Regions from separate parts of the Homo sapiens genome. Here region 1 is linked to region 2. A link is an interaction called in ENCODE POLR2A ChIA-PET data of the cell type or tissue named here. Cell type or tissue: PC-9. All regions are shown on one strand. Links, peaks and the distances in the headings refer to the core of each region. The heading gives the core; the rest is flanking DNA. Region 1 overlaps LOC105377198 (a long non-coding RNA gene). Region 2 has its middle 140 kb from the start of HTR1F.

Region 1 (8,338 bases), core at 65-8,064, 85 kb before region 2:
GTTTTCAACAAAAGTAAATTTTGCTAAAAGTTAACAGTGTAACATGTATTATAGTAACTTCTAATCTTGTGGCCTTAAGACAGTCTAGTCCACAGACATAAAAGAAGTTTGCTTTGGAAAAGAGTGGTTATCATCTTCGAAAAAAAAAAGAGGGGGAGAAAATGGGGGGCAGAATTTATGTAAAAAGAGTGGTATATGGTAAATTCTTGTCCTGAAATAAATTAACTGGTTGTTTAAAGAAAGAAACGTTTGTAATAAGTCAGAAAGTTGAGATGTGTCGAAGAATTGTCTGTGAAAGTTGTGAAAGAGAAAAATGTTATAAAGAAAGAATTTATGCAAGAAATGTTGTATAATTTAAAAGTTACTAGAATGTTAATTGGAAAGAAAATTCTGTGTGTAAACATTGGTTAAAGTTAAAGAGGTATCATCCAGTTTTTCTGTAAACTGGACATTAAAATAAAAGCATAACAGGTTTTTCTTAAAGCACCAACCTGCTCTTTAGCAAAAATTATATAAGGTTAAAAAGAGTCTATAAAATCTTATCTTATGGTCAAACATTAAAAATTGAGTAAATATGTATACAAAGTTTTATTAAAACTAAGTTTAACATTAATAGCACATTAATGTAAAGGTGAAATTTAACTTATCTGGTATAAAAATCATACAAGAAGCATTATTAAATATAAAATGGTGTTTGGCTTTCTTTGGTCTAAAATCTAATAAAAATAGGTGCTAATGGAAATTTCTCAGTAAGAAGGCACCAAAGACTATAAGGTCCGCTGCTGATGTCCCCACATTTAAAACAAAAAGTCAATTTCTTAGAAATTATATACTTGGTTTATCTTCCACTTTCCTTTCCCTTAAAACTAAAAGTCTTTTAGCACATGTACCACACCTAGAATTTCCAGTAAACCAGCACCAGCCTGAAGATCACCTTCTTATCAAAGTGTAGAAAGAAGAAAAACTCAAGCCGGCCTAGGAAGGACCCTACCTTGTGCTGCTAACCACCGAGACTGCTGTTCCTACAGTGGAAAAGGGATGGACTCATCACATCTGAGTCAAAGTGCCACACCCTCCAGAGTCATGGGCCACAGTCCCAGGGGAAAATCCTACCAAACTAAAGCTAAGAAAAATTTAACCCTTTCATCTATTCTATTACTCTTTCTTCTTTCTTCGTTCTATTGCTGACCATCTGGTTATTAACACAACCAAGTCAATTTTGCCTCAAACTATTGCATTTAATGCTTGCCTTGTTATACCCTGTGGGGACTTGCCAAGTCAGAGACAGCTTTCTACTTCAGAAAAGTACTTCTGTCCCTCCTGACTCTCCTCAGACTGGGCATTAGTAAACTAGGACCATTTAATCTGGGGAGATTTTGATAAAGACCCCAGTGCCAACCAGGAGTCTTGCCCCCCGATGTAGAGCTTTCATGCCATAGTTGGTCCAACATTCTATGGACCACTAAAGAGCAAGGATGGACTGCCCCAACCTGTTTTTATAATTTCCTAAAACCATACATTCATTTTACTAGAGGATGATAGAAGTTAAAGACTTAAAACAAACTTTAGCAATTAAGACAGGATACCAAGATGCAAATGCCTGGTTAAAATGGATCAAATATTCCATCTGCACGTTAAACAAAAGCAATTGTTATGCTTGTGCACATGGCAGGCCAGAGGCCCAGATTGTCCCCCTTCCATTAAGATGGTCTTCTAGTTGGCCAGGCATAGGCTGCATGGTAGCTCTTTTCCAGGATTCTATAGCCTGGAGTAATAAGTCACCCCAAGCTCTCTCTGCTATATCCCAAAGTCCGGCACCCTGTGGGTCAGCCCCCGAGGGCCATCCAGCCTCCCTCTTCCGATACTAAGTTCACTTCGTGTCTCTCATGACAGGGAGGAAACTTAGCATTCCTTGGAGACCTGAAAGGATGCCATGAGCTTAAAAATTTTCAAGAGCTTATCAGTCAGTCAGCCTTTGTTCATCCCCAAGCAGATGTGTGGTGGTATTTTGGTGGACCTTTACTGGGCACTCTGCCGAATAACTGGAGTGGCACTTGTACTTTAGTCCAACTGGCTATCTCTTTCACCCTGGCATTTCATCAACCAGAGGGAGGAAAAATAAGACTTCATAAAGTGAGAGAAGCCCTTTATGGGTCTTTCGACTCTCACGTCCATTTAGACACAATTGGAGTCCCACGGGGAATACCGGATCAATTTAAAGCTTGAAATCAAATAGCTACAGGATTTGAGTCAATATTTTGGTAGGTGTCAGTTAATAAAAATGTAAATTGGATAAACTACATCTGTAACAACCAACAGCAAAGAGCTTTTCATGAGTTAAAAGAAAAACTCATGTTGGCCCCAGCCCTGAGGCTACCTGACCTGACAAAACCCTTTACACCCTATGTGTCAGAAAGAAGAAAAATGGCAGTTGGAGTTTTAACCCACACTGTGGGGCCCTGGCCAAGGCCAGTGGCCTATCTCTCAAAACAACTAGACGTGGTTTCCAAAGGCTGGCCCCCATGTCTAAGGGCCCTGGCAGCAATGACCCCATTAGCACAAGAAGCAGATAAGCTAACACTTGGGCAAAACCTAAACATAAAGTCCCCCTATGCTGTGGTGACTTTAATAAATACCAAAAGACATCATTAGCTAACGAATGCCAGACTAACTGGATACCAAAGCTTGCTCTGTGAAAATCCCTGCGTAACCATTGAAGTTTGCAATACCCTAAACCCCGCCACCTTGCTCCCGGTATCAGAGAGCCCAGTTGAACATAACTGTATAGAGGTATTGGACTCATTTTAGTCTGGTGGGCCCAACCTCCAAGACCATCCTTAAACATCAGTAGACTAGGAGCTGTATGTGGATGGGAGCAGCTTTGCCAACCCTTGCAAAATGACTCTGAAGAAGATGACAAGCCCTGCTCCAGTCACACCCGGAAGCTGACTGGTCCATGCATGGCCGAAGCATGAGGAAACTCATCGCGGGACTCATTTTCCTTAAAATTTGGACTCGTATAGTAAGGACTTCAACTGACCTCCCTCAGATTGAGGACTGTTCCCAGTGTATACATCAAGTCACTGAGGTGGGACAAAAAGTTGCTACAGTCCTATTATTTTATGATTATTATAAGGGTACCGGGACTCTAAAAAAAATTGTTTGTATAATGCTATTCTATGCAAGGTATGTTGCCCAAGCAATGACCAACCTGATGTGTGTTATGACCCATCTGAGCCTCCCATGACCACAGTTTTTGAAATAAGATTAAGGACTGAGGACTCGTAGAGGCTCATAAATGATATGAGTAAAGTGTTAGCCAAAACAAAAGAAAAAGGGGTGCCCAAACAAGTCATCTTAAAATTTGATGCCTGTGCTGTCATTAATAGTAATAAGTTAGAAATAGGATGTGCTTCTCTTAATTAGGAAAGAGGCTATATGGCAGAAAATAAGCACATTTGTCATGAATTAAGACTGTGTAGAAATGAATGTGGATGCTGGTCTTGTGTCATTTAGGCTACTTAGATAAAAAAGTAAAAAGGATCCTGTCACCTTCAGAAAGGGAAAAGTGGCCCTTCTTGTACCAGTGGTCAGTGTAACCCCTTAGAATGAGTAATAACCAACCCCCTTGATCCTCGCTGGAAAAAAAGGGAATGTGTAACCCTAGGAATCGATAGGGCTGGACTGAATCCTCGAGTAAATATCATGGTTTGAGAAGTTTATAAATGCTCTCCTGAGCCAGTATTTCAAACCTTCTATGATAAACTGAATGTGCCAGTACCAGAAATTCCAGGAAAAACAAGAAATTTGTTTTTGCAGTTAGCCGAGCATGTAGCCCAGTCTCTAAATGTCACTTCAAGTTATGTTTGTGGAGGAACTGTAATGGAAGGTCAATGGCCATGGGAAGCCTGAGAATTAGTGCCTATAGACCCAGTTCTTGATGAATTCCCAGCCCAAAAGAATCACCCTGATCATTTCTGTGTTCTAAAAGTCTCAATTATTGGACACTATTGTATAGCTAGAGAAGGAAAAGAATTCACTCATTCTGTAGGACGACTTAGTTGCCTGGGACAAAAACTGTATAATGGTACCACAAAAACAGTTACACGGTGGAGTTCAAACCACACAGACAAAAATCCATTCAATAAATTTCCAAAGTTGCAGACCGTTTGGGCCCACCCAGAATCCCACTGGGACTGAACGGCCCCCACTGGGCTATACTGGATATGTGGACGTAGAGCCTACACTAAGCTGCCTGATGAGTGGACAGGAAGTTGTGTTACTGGCACTATTAAACCATCTTTCTTCCTACTGCCCATAAAAACAGGTGAACTCCTGGGCTTCCCTCTCTATGCTTCCTGCGAAAAGTGAAACATAGCCATAGGTAATTGAAAAGATGATGAATGACCTCCTGAAAAAATTATACAATACTATGGGCCTGCCACTTGGGCACAAGATGGCTCATGGGGATACCGGACCCCCAATTACATGCTCAACCGAATCATATTGTGGCAAGCTGTCTTGGAGATCGTTGGTAAAGCCTTGACTGTTCTGGCCTGGCAAGAAACTCAGATGAGAAATGCTATCTATCAAAATAGATTAACTCTCGACTACTTGCTAGCAACTGAAGGAGAAGTCTGTGGAAAATTTAACCTTACCAATTGCTGCCTGCAGGTAGATGACCAGGGGCAAGTAGTCGAAGATCTAGTTAAAGACTTCATGAAACTGGCACATGTGCCTGTACAAGTATGACACGGATTTGACCCTGAGGCCTTGTTCGAAAATGTTTCCCAGTGCTAGGAGGATTTAAAAGTCTTATAATAGGAATTATAGTAGTAATAGGAACCTGCTTACTGATCCCTTGTTTACTACCTGTACTCATTCAAATAGGTGAAAGGTTTCAACACTACTCTAGTTCACCAGAATGCTTCAGCACAAGTGTACTACATGAATCACTATCGATCTGTCATACAGGAAGACGCAGGTAGTGAGGATACAGATGAGAACTCCCACTAATAAAATAAGTGAGAGTCTCAAAGTGGGGAATAAGGAAGGAGACCACCCCCCATATTGCCCTATGCTCAATTTCTGCCTCAAAGAAAAAGTAGGAGTTAAAGAAAAGACAAGAAATAAAATCAGTCAGACAGCCCTGCGCTGCATTTCAAGCCTGGTAGCTGAAGATCTAACCTAACCGGTTATGTTAATAGAGTCCAGACAACCTGGCACTGCATTCCAGGCCTGGTAACTGAAGATCAAACTGCTTAGAGTTGTGAGTCCTTAAAAGGGACAGGAATTGTGCACTCAGAGAGCTCGGCTCTTGAGACAGGAGTCTTGCTGATGCTCCTAGCCGAATAAACTCTGTCCTTCTTTAACTCGGTTACTGAGGGGTTTTGTCTGCGGCTCTTCCTGCTCCAGTATATTTAACATATTTATTAGGAACCAAAGCCAAGAATCCTAGTGATGCTAAATGGCCCTCAGTGGTGTTTGGTTTTGCATTGGGACAGGAAATGTTCCTCATGTCTAGCGATTATTAATTTTATTATTTATATCAGGTTTACATGTTTAATGTTACATCACTTTTTGAGATCATTTTTACTAAATCTAAATATTTTTTGTTGTTTTCTGTAAACATTGTATACAAAATCAATGTCACACTTGGCAAAAATGAACAAATTTTATTATTTAAATAACTTCAAACTGATATTCTCTATAGGCATTTTCTTATCACTGTTAAACACTATATGTTGCTGTTTATTCAGTTTTCTTTCAGTTCTAATAAATGCACCTGCTCCTTTTTGTATGCAAGTGACACATTTAATGTTCTTTTAATCAAGAATGATTAAGTGAAATTGCAGGATTTTCATCTGAACTGTTCAAGTTCTGAATTTGAGGTGATACTTTTTTTTTCTCATTTTCATTATTTTGATTAAAAAATAAATCTTCATTAAATTAATCATTTGTAGTATCCTGTATGCTAAACTTAGGTTGGTCATGTTTAAGTAAAATCTAGTTTCTTTCTTTTTTTTCACTTAAATAAAAATAAACAAGCTACCATTCTAAAGAGTTTTTTTATTGTTTTCAACTTCTTTGGCTCTTCACGTTTATGTATACTATGATGTAAACGTGAAGTTACTTTCAATCATCTAAAAGACTGTAATTGCTTTCCCAGTATAAGAAATTAAATACATTTTCACCAAAGTATAGTAATGTAAAAATAACTAAAACTTATTTTCCAAAAAGTTTTATCTTGAAATTAAAATGCAAAATATAACTTCTAAATAATAATTTCAAAAATTAATTCAAATAATTGTATTAAACTGAACATTTTAATTTAATATTCTCAAACATTTAGTTAAATCCTATTAAACATTTAATAAAATAATGTTCTTTTACATACTACATGAAAGTGAAGTATTCATATGATAAGTCTAGACCTAGTAATGAGAATTGTGTAATATAGTAAATTTGTCATGTCTACCTTCTATGACTGTTAGGGTTTATGTACTAATGGGAAATTTTTTGCTCTGTGAGAATGTATTGTGTTCATGCTGACAGGAAGGAATTGACTAGGTAATTATATCGGTTTTTCTCCTATTTAAGCACCTCTGCCATTCATATCTTCCTCCTTCTCAAGCTGTGTTTGTGTCAGATAGGGAAGCTATAGAATTCACAGACTTTCCTGGCGACTGGATGCAATCATCTTTTGTTTTGGAGGACATAGGCAAGAAATGTTTCAAAGCTTTCTCTTGGGGCCTGAACAATTGTTAGGCGTAAGAGTTGATGCTGATGTTTAGGGTTATAGATTCGGCTATCAGCACTGAGTGTTGAATTCTGAGAGTCAGAACCCATATGTTTTTTAATAAATGATATTTATGATATGTGAGACTCTTAAAAACTTATGACCCTGACCAAGGATTTCCTTTTGCCTAGGTCTATGGGCAACAATAGGGAAAATGTCAATTTTATTTTTTCTAGTATATAAGTGAATAAATTGATCTATTCATTTTATCATTCTATTTTTTTAATTGTTCAATATTACCTGTACCATGGAGAACATAGTCACACTTATAAAGGCTTTATTTTCAGAGAAATAGTTGAGATTCATTTCAAAGAGTGTGAAGTTAAGCAGAATTTGATGATAAAATCTGATTTTTCCCTCCTCATTTCCATTTCAAAAATAAAATCCTGCAAATTTTGGCTAATGTAAAATATTTTAAATATACTGTATGACGTTCAATTAAGTTACTGTATTCAATTTAGTTGAATAAACGTTCAATTCAATTTTTAAAATGAGTTAAAAATATTTCAGAATGTGTTTTTTTTTTTCCTTGATAGTGATTCTCCAAGGGCAAATGAATTTTGACCAGGAAGACAGTGAAGAAATTTCATAAAAGTGAAATACTAATTGGAAGCTCCTATCGGCATTGGTTGATCTGACAAGTTGTGTGTATAGAAACTAGCCTATATGGAGACACGAATGTCAAAAGAAGTTTTACCGATGATAGAAATATGAGAGGATCATTATGTATTCTTCAAGAAAAAGAAATATGGCAAAGGATAGTAAAGGTAATACTGCCAAAAATATCCAGATTGTATTGAAGAAAATTGTGAAAAAAAGGACCAGAGTCAAAGTTATTTTTCTAGGTAAGTACACTTGTTAAAACATAATCATGGCCGGGCATGGTAGCTCACGCCTGTAATCCCAGCACTTTGGGAGGCCGAGGCAGGCAGGTCACAAGGTCAGGAGATCGAGACCATCCTGGCTAACATGGTGAAACCCCATTGCTACTAAAAATAAAAAAATTAGCCAGGTGTGGTGACATGCACCTGTAGTCCCAGCTACTCAGGAGGCTGAGGCGGGAGAATTGCTTGAACCCAGGAGGTGGAGGTTGCAGTGAGCTGAGATTGTGCCACTGCACTCCAGCCTGAGTGACAGAATGATACTCCATCTCAAACAAAACAAAATAAAACATAGTCATATTGGCCAGGTGCAGTGTTTCACACCTATAATCCCAGCACTTTGGGAGGCCCAGGTGAGTGGATCACCTGAGGTCATGAGTTCGAGACCAGTCTGGACAACATGGTGAATACTAAAAATACAAAAATTAGCTGGGCATGGTGGCAGGTGCCTGTAATCCCAGCTACTCAAGAGGCTGAGGCAGGAGAATCGCTTGAACCCGGGAGGTGGAGGTTGCAGTAAGCTGAGATTGTGCCACTGCACTCCAGCCTGGGTGAAAGGGCAAGACTTCATCTCAAAAAAACAAACAAACAAAGAAACCAAATAAAACTATAATTATATAAATGGATGAGCCCACCAACCAATAATGCAAATAAAATG
Region 2 (8,338 bases), core at 25-8,024:
GAAAGAACACATTTCCTTGAGTCCAGAAGATGGCCGAATAGGAAGAGCTCTGGTCTGCAGCTCCCAGCAAAACCAATGCAGAAGGCAGGTGATTTCTGCATTTCCAACTGAGGTACCCAGTTCATCTCATTGGGATGGTTAGATATTGGGTGCAGCCCATGGAGGGCAAGCAGAAGCATGGTGGGGTGTCGCCTCACCCAGGCAGTGCAAGGGGTTGGGGAACTCCCTCCCCCAGCCAAGGGAAGCCTTGAGGGACAGTGCTATCCAGCCTAGATACTATACTTTTCCCCACAGTCCTCACAACCCACAGACCAGGAGATTCCTTTGGGTGCCTATACCACAAGGGTCCTGGGTTTTAAGCACAAAAGTGGGCGGCCTTTTGGGCAGACACTGAGCTAGCTGCAGGAGGTTTTTTTTTTTTTTTTTTTTTTCTGTACCCCAGTGGTGTCTGGAACATCAGCAAGACAGAACCGTTCACCTGCCTGAAAGGTGGCTGAAGCCAGGGGGCCGAGTGGTCTTGCTCAGCAGATGCCACCTCCATGGAGCCCAGCAAGCTAAGTTCCCTTGGCATGCAATTCTCGCGGTCAGCACAGCAGTCTGAAGTTGACCTGGGACACTGGAGCTTGGTGTGGGGAGGGGCATCCACCATTACTGAGGCTTCAGTAGACAGTTTTCCCCTCACAGTGTAAACAAAGCCACCAGGAAGGTCGAACTGGGAGGAGCCCACCACAGTGCCACAAAGCCGCTATAGCCAGACTGCCTCTCTAGCTTCCTCCTCTCTGGGCAGGGCATCTCTGAAAGAAAGGCAGCCAGCCCGAGTCAGGGGATTATAGATAAAACTTCCATCTCCCTGGGACAGAACACCTGGGGGAAGGAGTGGCTGTGGGCACAGCTTCAGCCGACTTAAATGTTCCTGCCTGCCAGCTCTGAAGAGAGGAGCAGATCTCCAAGCACAGCAATCAGGCTCTGCTAAGGCACAGACTGTCTCTTCAAGTAGGTCCCTGACCCCCATGCCTCCTGACTGGGAGACACCTCCCTGCAGGGGTTGACAGACACCTCATACAGGGAAGCTCCACCTGGCACCTGGCGGGTGCCCCTCTGGGATGAAGCTTCCAGAGGAAGGAGCAGGCAGCAATCTTTGCTGTTCTGCAGCCTCTGCTGGTGATACCCAAGCAAACAGGATCTGGAGTGGACACCCAGCAAACTCCAGCAGACATGCAAAAGACGGGCCTGACTGTTAGAAGGAAAACTAACAAACAAAAAGCAATAGCAAAAACATCAACAAAAAGGATGACTATACAAAAACTCCAGCCGAAGGTCACTAACAGCAAAGCCCAAAGGTAGATAAATCTACGAAGATGAGGAAAAACCAGTGCAAAAGGCTGAAAATTCCATAAACCAGAGTACAACTTCTCCTCCAAAGGAACACAACTCCTCACCAGCAAGGGAACAAAACTGGACTGAGAATGAGTTTGACGAATTGGCAGAAGAAAGCTTCAGAAGGTGGGTAATAACAAACTCCTCTGAGCTTAAGGAGCATGTTCTAACCCAATGCAAGGAAGCTAAGAACCTGGATAAAAGGTTAGAGGAATTGCTAACTAGAATAACCAGTTTAGAGAAGAACATAAATGACCCGATGGAACTGAAAAACACAGCACAAGAACTTTGTGAAGCATATGCAACTATCAACAGCTGCATCGATCAAGCAGAAGAAAGGATATCAGAGATTGAAGATCGACTTAATGAAATAAAGCATGAAGACGAAATTAGAGAAAAAAGAATGAAAAGGAATGAACAAAGCCTCCATGAAACATGGGACTATGTGAAAAGACCAAACCTACATTTGATTGGTGTACCTGAAAGTGACAAGCAGAATGGAACCAAGTTGGAAAACACACTTCAGGATATTATCCCGGAGAACTTCCCCAAACTAGCAGACAGGCCAACATTCATATTCTGGAAATACAGAGAACATCACAAAGATACCCCTTGAGAAGAACAACCCCATGACACATAATCACCAGATTCACCAAGGTTGAAATGAAGGAGAAAATGTTAAGGGCAGCCACAGAGGGAGGTCAGATTACCCACAAAGGGAAGCCCATCAGACTAAGAGCAGATCACTCTGCAGAAACCCTACAAGCCAGAAGAGAGTGGGGGCCAATATTCACCATTCTTAAAGAATTTTCAACCCAGAATTTCATATCCAGCCAAACTTAGCTTCATAAGCAAAGGAGAAATAAAATCCTCTACAGAAAAGCAAATGCTGAGGGACTTTGTCACCACCAGACCTGCCTTACAAGAGCTCCTGAAGGAAGCACTAAATATGGAAAGGAAAAACTGGGACCAGCCACGACAAAAACAAACCAAAATATAATGACCATCTACACTATGAAGAAATTGCATCAACTAATGGGCAAAATAACCAGCTAGCATCATAATGACAGGATCAAATTCACACATAAAAATATTAACTTTAAATGTAAACAGGCTATATGCCCCAGTTAAAAGGTACAGACTGGCAAATTGGATAAAGAGTCAAGACACGTCGGTGTGCTATATTCAGGAGACCCATCTCATGTGCAAAGACACACATAGGCTCAAAATAAAGGGATGGAGGAAGATTCACCAAGTAAATGGAAAGCAAAAAAAAAAAAAAAAGTTGCAATTGTAGTCTCTGATAAAACAGACTTTAAGCCAACAAAAATAAAAAAAAAAGACAAAGAATGGCATTACATAATGGTAAAGGGATCAATGCAACAAGAAGAGCTAACTATCCTAAATATATATGCACCCAATACAGGAACACCCAGATTCATAAAGCAAGTTCTTAGAGACCTACAAAGAGACTTAGACTCCCACACAATAATTGTGGGAGACTTTAACACCCCACTGTCAATATTAGACAGGTCAATGAGACAGAAAATTAACAAGGATATTCAGTACTCAGACTCAGTTCTGTACCAAGCAGACCTAATAGACATCTACGGAAATCTCCACCCCAAAATAACAGAATATACTTTCTTCTCAGCACCACATAGCACTTAGTCTAAAATCAACCACATAATTGAAAGTAAAACACTCCTCAGCAGATGCAAAAGAATGGAAATCAAAACAAATAGTCTCTTAGACCACAGTGCAATCAAATTAGAACTCAGGATTAAGAAACTCACTCAAAACCGCACAACTACGTGGAAACTGAACAACTTCCTCCTGAATGACTACTGGGTAAATAATGAAATTAAGGCAGAAATAAATAAGTTCTTTGAAACCAATGAGAACAAAAACACAACACACCAGAATTTCTGGGACACAGCTAAAGCAGTGTTTAGAGGGAAATTTATAACACTGAATGCCCACAGGAGAAAGGGGGAAAGATCTAAAAATCGACACTGTAACATCACACTTAAACTACAGAAGAAAGAGCAAACAAATTCAAAAGCTGTTAGAAAACAAGAAATAACTAAGATCAGAGCAGAACTGAAGGAGATAGAGACACAAGAAACACTTCAAAAAATCAATGAATCCAGGAGCTGGTTTTTTGAAACCATTAACAAAATAGATAGACTGCTAGCCAGATTACTAAAGAAGAAAAGAGAGAAGAATTAAATAGACAATAAAAAATGATAAAGGGGAGATCACCACTGATCCCACAGAAATACACACTACCATCAGAGAATATTACAAACACTTATATGCAAATAAACTAGAAAATCTAGAAAAAATGGATAAATTATGTACACATACACTCTCCCAAGACTAAACCAGGAAAAGGCCAATCCCTGAATAGACCAATAACAGGTTATGAAATTGAGGCAGTAATTAATAGACTACCAACTAAAAACAGCCCAGGATCAGATAGATTCACAACTGAATTCTACCAGAGGTACAAAGAGCAGCTGGTATCATTCCTTCTGAAACTATTCCAAACAATAGAAAAAGAGAGAATCCTCTCTATCTCATTTTATGAGGCCAGCATCATCCTGATACCAAAACCTGGCAGAGACAGAGGAAAAAAAGAAAATTTCAGGCCAATATCCCTGATGAACATCGATGCAAAAATCCTCAAGAAAATACTGGGAAACCGAATCCAGCAGAACTTTAAAAAACTTATCCACCATGATCAAGTGGGCTTCATTCCTGGGATGCAAGTCTGGTTCAACATACACAAATCAATAAACGTAATCCATCACATAAACAGAACCAATGACAAAAACCACGTGATTATCTCAATAGAGGCAGAAAAGACCTTTGATAAAATTCAACACTGCTTTATGCTAAAAACACTCTATAAACTAGGTATTGATGGAACATATTTCAAAATAATAAGAGCTATTTATGACAAACCCACAGGCAATATAATACTGAATGGGCAAAAACTGGAACCATTCCCTTTGAAAACGGGCAAAAGACAAGGATGCCCTCTCTCACCACTCCTGTTCATCATAGTATTGGAAATTCTGGCCAGGGCAATCAGGCAAGAGAAAGAAATAAAGTGTATTCAAATAGGAAGAGAGGAAGTCAAAATGTCTCTGTTTGCAGATGACATGATTGTGTATGTAAAAAACCCCATCCTCTTAGCTCAAAAACTCCTTAAGCTGATGAGCAACTTCAGCAAAGTCTCAGAATACAAAATCAATGTGAAAAATCACAAGCATTTCTATACACCAATAATAGAGAGCCAAATGATAAGCAAACTCCCATTCACAATTGCTACAAAGAGAATGAAATACCTAGGAATACAACTTACAAGGGATGTGAAGGACCTATTCAAGGAGAACTACAAACTGCTGCTCAAGGAAAAAGAGAGGACACAAACAAATGGAAAAACATTCCATGCTCATGGATAGGAAGAATCAATATTGTGAAAATGGCCATACTCCCCAAAGTAATTTATAGATTCAATGCCATCCCCATCAAGCTACCACTGACTTTCTTCCCCAAATTAGAAAAAAAAACTATTATAAATTTCATATGGAACCAAAAAAGAGCTCACATATTGAACACAATCATAAGTAAAAAGAACAAAGCTGGAGGCATCACGCTACCTGACTTCAAACCATGCAAGGCTACAGTAACCAAAACAGTATGGTACTGATACCAAAACAGATATATAGAGCAATGGAACAGAACAGAGCCCTCAGAAATAACACCACACATCTACAACCACCTGATCTGTGATGAACCTGACAAAAACAAGCAGTAGGGAAAGGATTCCCTATTTAATAAAGGGTGTTGGGAAAACTGGCTAGCCATATGCAAAAAACTGAAACTGGACCCCTTCCTTACACCTTGTACAAAAATTAACTCAAGATGGTTTAAAGATTTAAACGTAAGACCTAAAACCATAAAAACCCTAGAAGAAAATGTAGGCAATGCCATTCAGGACATAGGCATGGGCAGAGACTTCATGACTAAAGTACCAAAAGCAATTGCAACAAAAGCCAAAATTGACAAATGGGATCTAATTAAACTAAAGAGCTTCCACACAGCAAAAGAAACTATCATCAGAGTGAACAGGCATCCTACAGAATGGGAGAAAATTTTTGCAATCTATCCATTTGACAAAGGGCTAATATCCAGAATCTACAAGGAACTTAACCAAATTTACAAGAAAAAACAACCCCATCAAAAAGTGGGCAAAGGATATGAACAGATGCTTTTCAAAAGAAGACTTTTATGCGGCTAACAAACGTATGAAAATAAGCTCATCATCACTGATCATTAGAGAAATGCAAATCAAAAACACAATGAGATACCATCTCACGCCAGTTAGAATGGCGATCATTAAAAAGTCAGGAAACAGCAGATGCTGGAGAGGATGTGGAGAAATAGGAATGCTTTTACACTGTTAGCGGGAGTGTAAATTAGTTCAACCGTTGTGGAAGACAGTGTGGCGACTCCTCAAGGATCTAGAACTAGAAATACCATTTGACCCAGCAATCCCATTACTGGGTATATACCCAAAGAATTATAAATCATGCTGCTATAAAGACACATGCACACATATGTTTATTGTGGCACTATTCACAATAGCAAAGATTTGGAGTCAACCCAAATGCCCATCAGTGTTAGACTGGATAAAGAAAATGTGGCACATATACATCATGGAATACTGTGCAGCCATAAAAAAGAATGAGTTCACACCCTTTGAAGGGACATGGATGAAGCTGGAAACCAGCATTCTCAGCAAACTAACACAGGAACAGAAAACCGAACACCTCATGTTCCCACTCATAAGTGGGAGTTGAACGATGAGAACATATGGGCACAGGGAAAGGAACATCACACACTGGGGCCTGTCGGGAGTGGGGGACTAGGGGAGGGATAGCATTAGGAGAAATACCTAATGTAGATGATGGGTTGATGCGTGCAGCAAATCCACCATGGCACACGTATACACATGTACACGTAACAAACCTGCATGTTTTGCACATGTGTCCCAGAACTTCAAGTATAATAAAAAAAGAAAGAGAAAGAAAGAAGAAAGAAGAAGAAAGAAAAGAAAGAAAGAAAAAGAAAGAAAACAAAGAAAGAAAGAAAGAAAGAAAAGAAAGAAAGAAAGAAAGAAAGAAAGAAAGAAAGAAAGAAAGAAAGAAAGAAAGAAAGAAAGAAAGAGAAAGAAAGAAAGAAAGACTTTTCCATCCTACTGAGAGAAAGGATTGGACAAATCAATTTATTTGCCATTTCTCTTACCAAAGATCTACCACTGTTCAAAACTGGACCCATCCTCTGAAGTAGTGTCAATCTCAGATGTTGGCAGCAGCAAAATCCTCAAGCTGTCATTGCATTTGGCCACAGTCACATTTTGTTTCAAGGACATAGGTAAAACGATGCAGAGAGCCTACTATCATGCTCCTATACCTAGCAGATCAATGCATACACTTCTGATTAAATATGTTTCACTTTTATTCACAATACACACAAAATAATCCCCAAATATTACACCCTGGCTTCACTTACAAACATAGTTAATAGCTGAACCTAACAATGTCTACTTATTTTACTACTTTTTCTTTCTGATTAGCCCTAGCCATTATAGACAGTATTAGAAAAACTACCAAAATGGTTAAAAGACCTAGGAGAGTTAAAAGTCATTAATTTCAGTTTTTAAGAAAATTAATGCTACTTAATATTTTATTTACTTGAAAAAAAGGATTAAAATGATACTCTGCTTAGAAGGATGAAATAATAAGTTACTCATTCATTAAACAATTAGCTGACAGATTTAGCACTCACAATGTAATGATTTGCTGAATGACTTTTCCTAATATGTTTAAGTCTCTTAGAAAATTCTTTTCACTATTTTTCTATGTCACAGAAGGTAGTCATTTTGTGTCTAATAAAGAGGGAGAAATTATATTGTTGTAAGACTCAATGCTGTTATTATCTATTTTTAAGTTCCAGCCAAACCAGCTGAAAGATATTAAAAATAAATTACTAGCATGCAGGTATCATAGGTAGATATTGTGCTATCACCAAAAGATAATGGACAAATGGCAGATGAAATGCACAGTAGATAAGGTGCTATTCGTAACACTGAACATGCTTCCTGATAAATCATATACTGTCTAATTAAGACAACAGAAATGTGCACACTGAGACACAAGCTTGTCTAGTATCTATCATGTGAGGATGGGTATTATTTAATTTATTATGCCTTTACTAAATAATTAAGCTATTTTAGTTTTAAATAACTTGTATATTTTAATCAAGGCAATGGGATACGTTGTTATAATTCTGGTTGTGAAAGCAGCCATGGATTGTGTGCAGTTGATATTCATTAAGGCTTTATTGGTTTATCAGCCCAAATTTCTCTGATATGTCAGCCACCTCTTTCTTTACCTTTCTAGTCATGTGCATCATATTCCTTTTTCAGACATCATTTCTGTACCTCTGTAAGAGTCACCCTGGAAGTTCTTATTTTTCTACCCAATTTCTGATATTAAAATGTTATATTTTAGTAAAAGAAAATGCTCACACTTTTTAGTAAGCATTTAAAATGTTTGTATGGTTTGCATTGTTATTAATTCAATAAACATTGGTAAAGTACACACCAGGTAGCATTCCTACTGCTAGGGATTCATTGACAAAAGAGGAAGACCCCCATGTAAATAATCTTCACCAGGGGGCAGGTGTTAACTGATGTGAATTCAAGAATCAGTTTTCAGAAATCAGGCTGATCTTTTTAACTGATCAGAATTTAAAGTGACAGTGAGAGGAGTTTTAGTAAGGGAGGGACTTTATAGATAGAGGCAGTTTAATGATCCAGAGGTTCAAGAATGTGGTACAGGTGAGTTTTGCAGGTAGTTCAGTAGGCCTGCCTGGCCAAGAGTGG

The links. ChIA-PET counts read pairs that join two places held together with the same protein. Peaks named below come from ENCODE experiments on the same cell type or tissue, not always from the same donor. Only the 100,000 strongest peaks of a DNase experiment are listed, where the experiment ranks them.
Region 1: POLR2A ChIA-PET joins it to region 2 with 10 read pairs; 2 of 35 experiments call an interaction of 5 or more read pairs at or near these places.

The regions. Positions count from the first base shown.
Region 1 is chr3:87,730,748-87,739,085 of GRCh38, reverse strand. LOC105377198 (a long non-coding RNA gene) reads left to right here. Exons shown (of 3, transcript XR_941033.3): 2 at 7,336-7,644. Among named protein-coding and RNA genes, the nearest start is that of HTR1F, 58 kb to the left of the region's middle. In PC-9, for the core only: no CTCF peak of the experiment used is centred there; DNase peaks (open chromatin) are centred at 4,915 and 5,215; H3K4me3 peaks cover 1,427 bases; H3K27ac peaks cover 1,741 bases.
Region 2 is chr3:87,646,015-87,654,352 of GRCh38, reverse strand. No RefSeq gene overlaps it. Among named protein-coding and RNA genes, the nearest start is that of HTR1F, 140 kb to the left of the region's middle. In PC-9, for the core only: no CTCF peak of the experiment used is centred there; no DNase peak of the experiment used is centred there.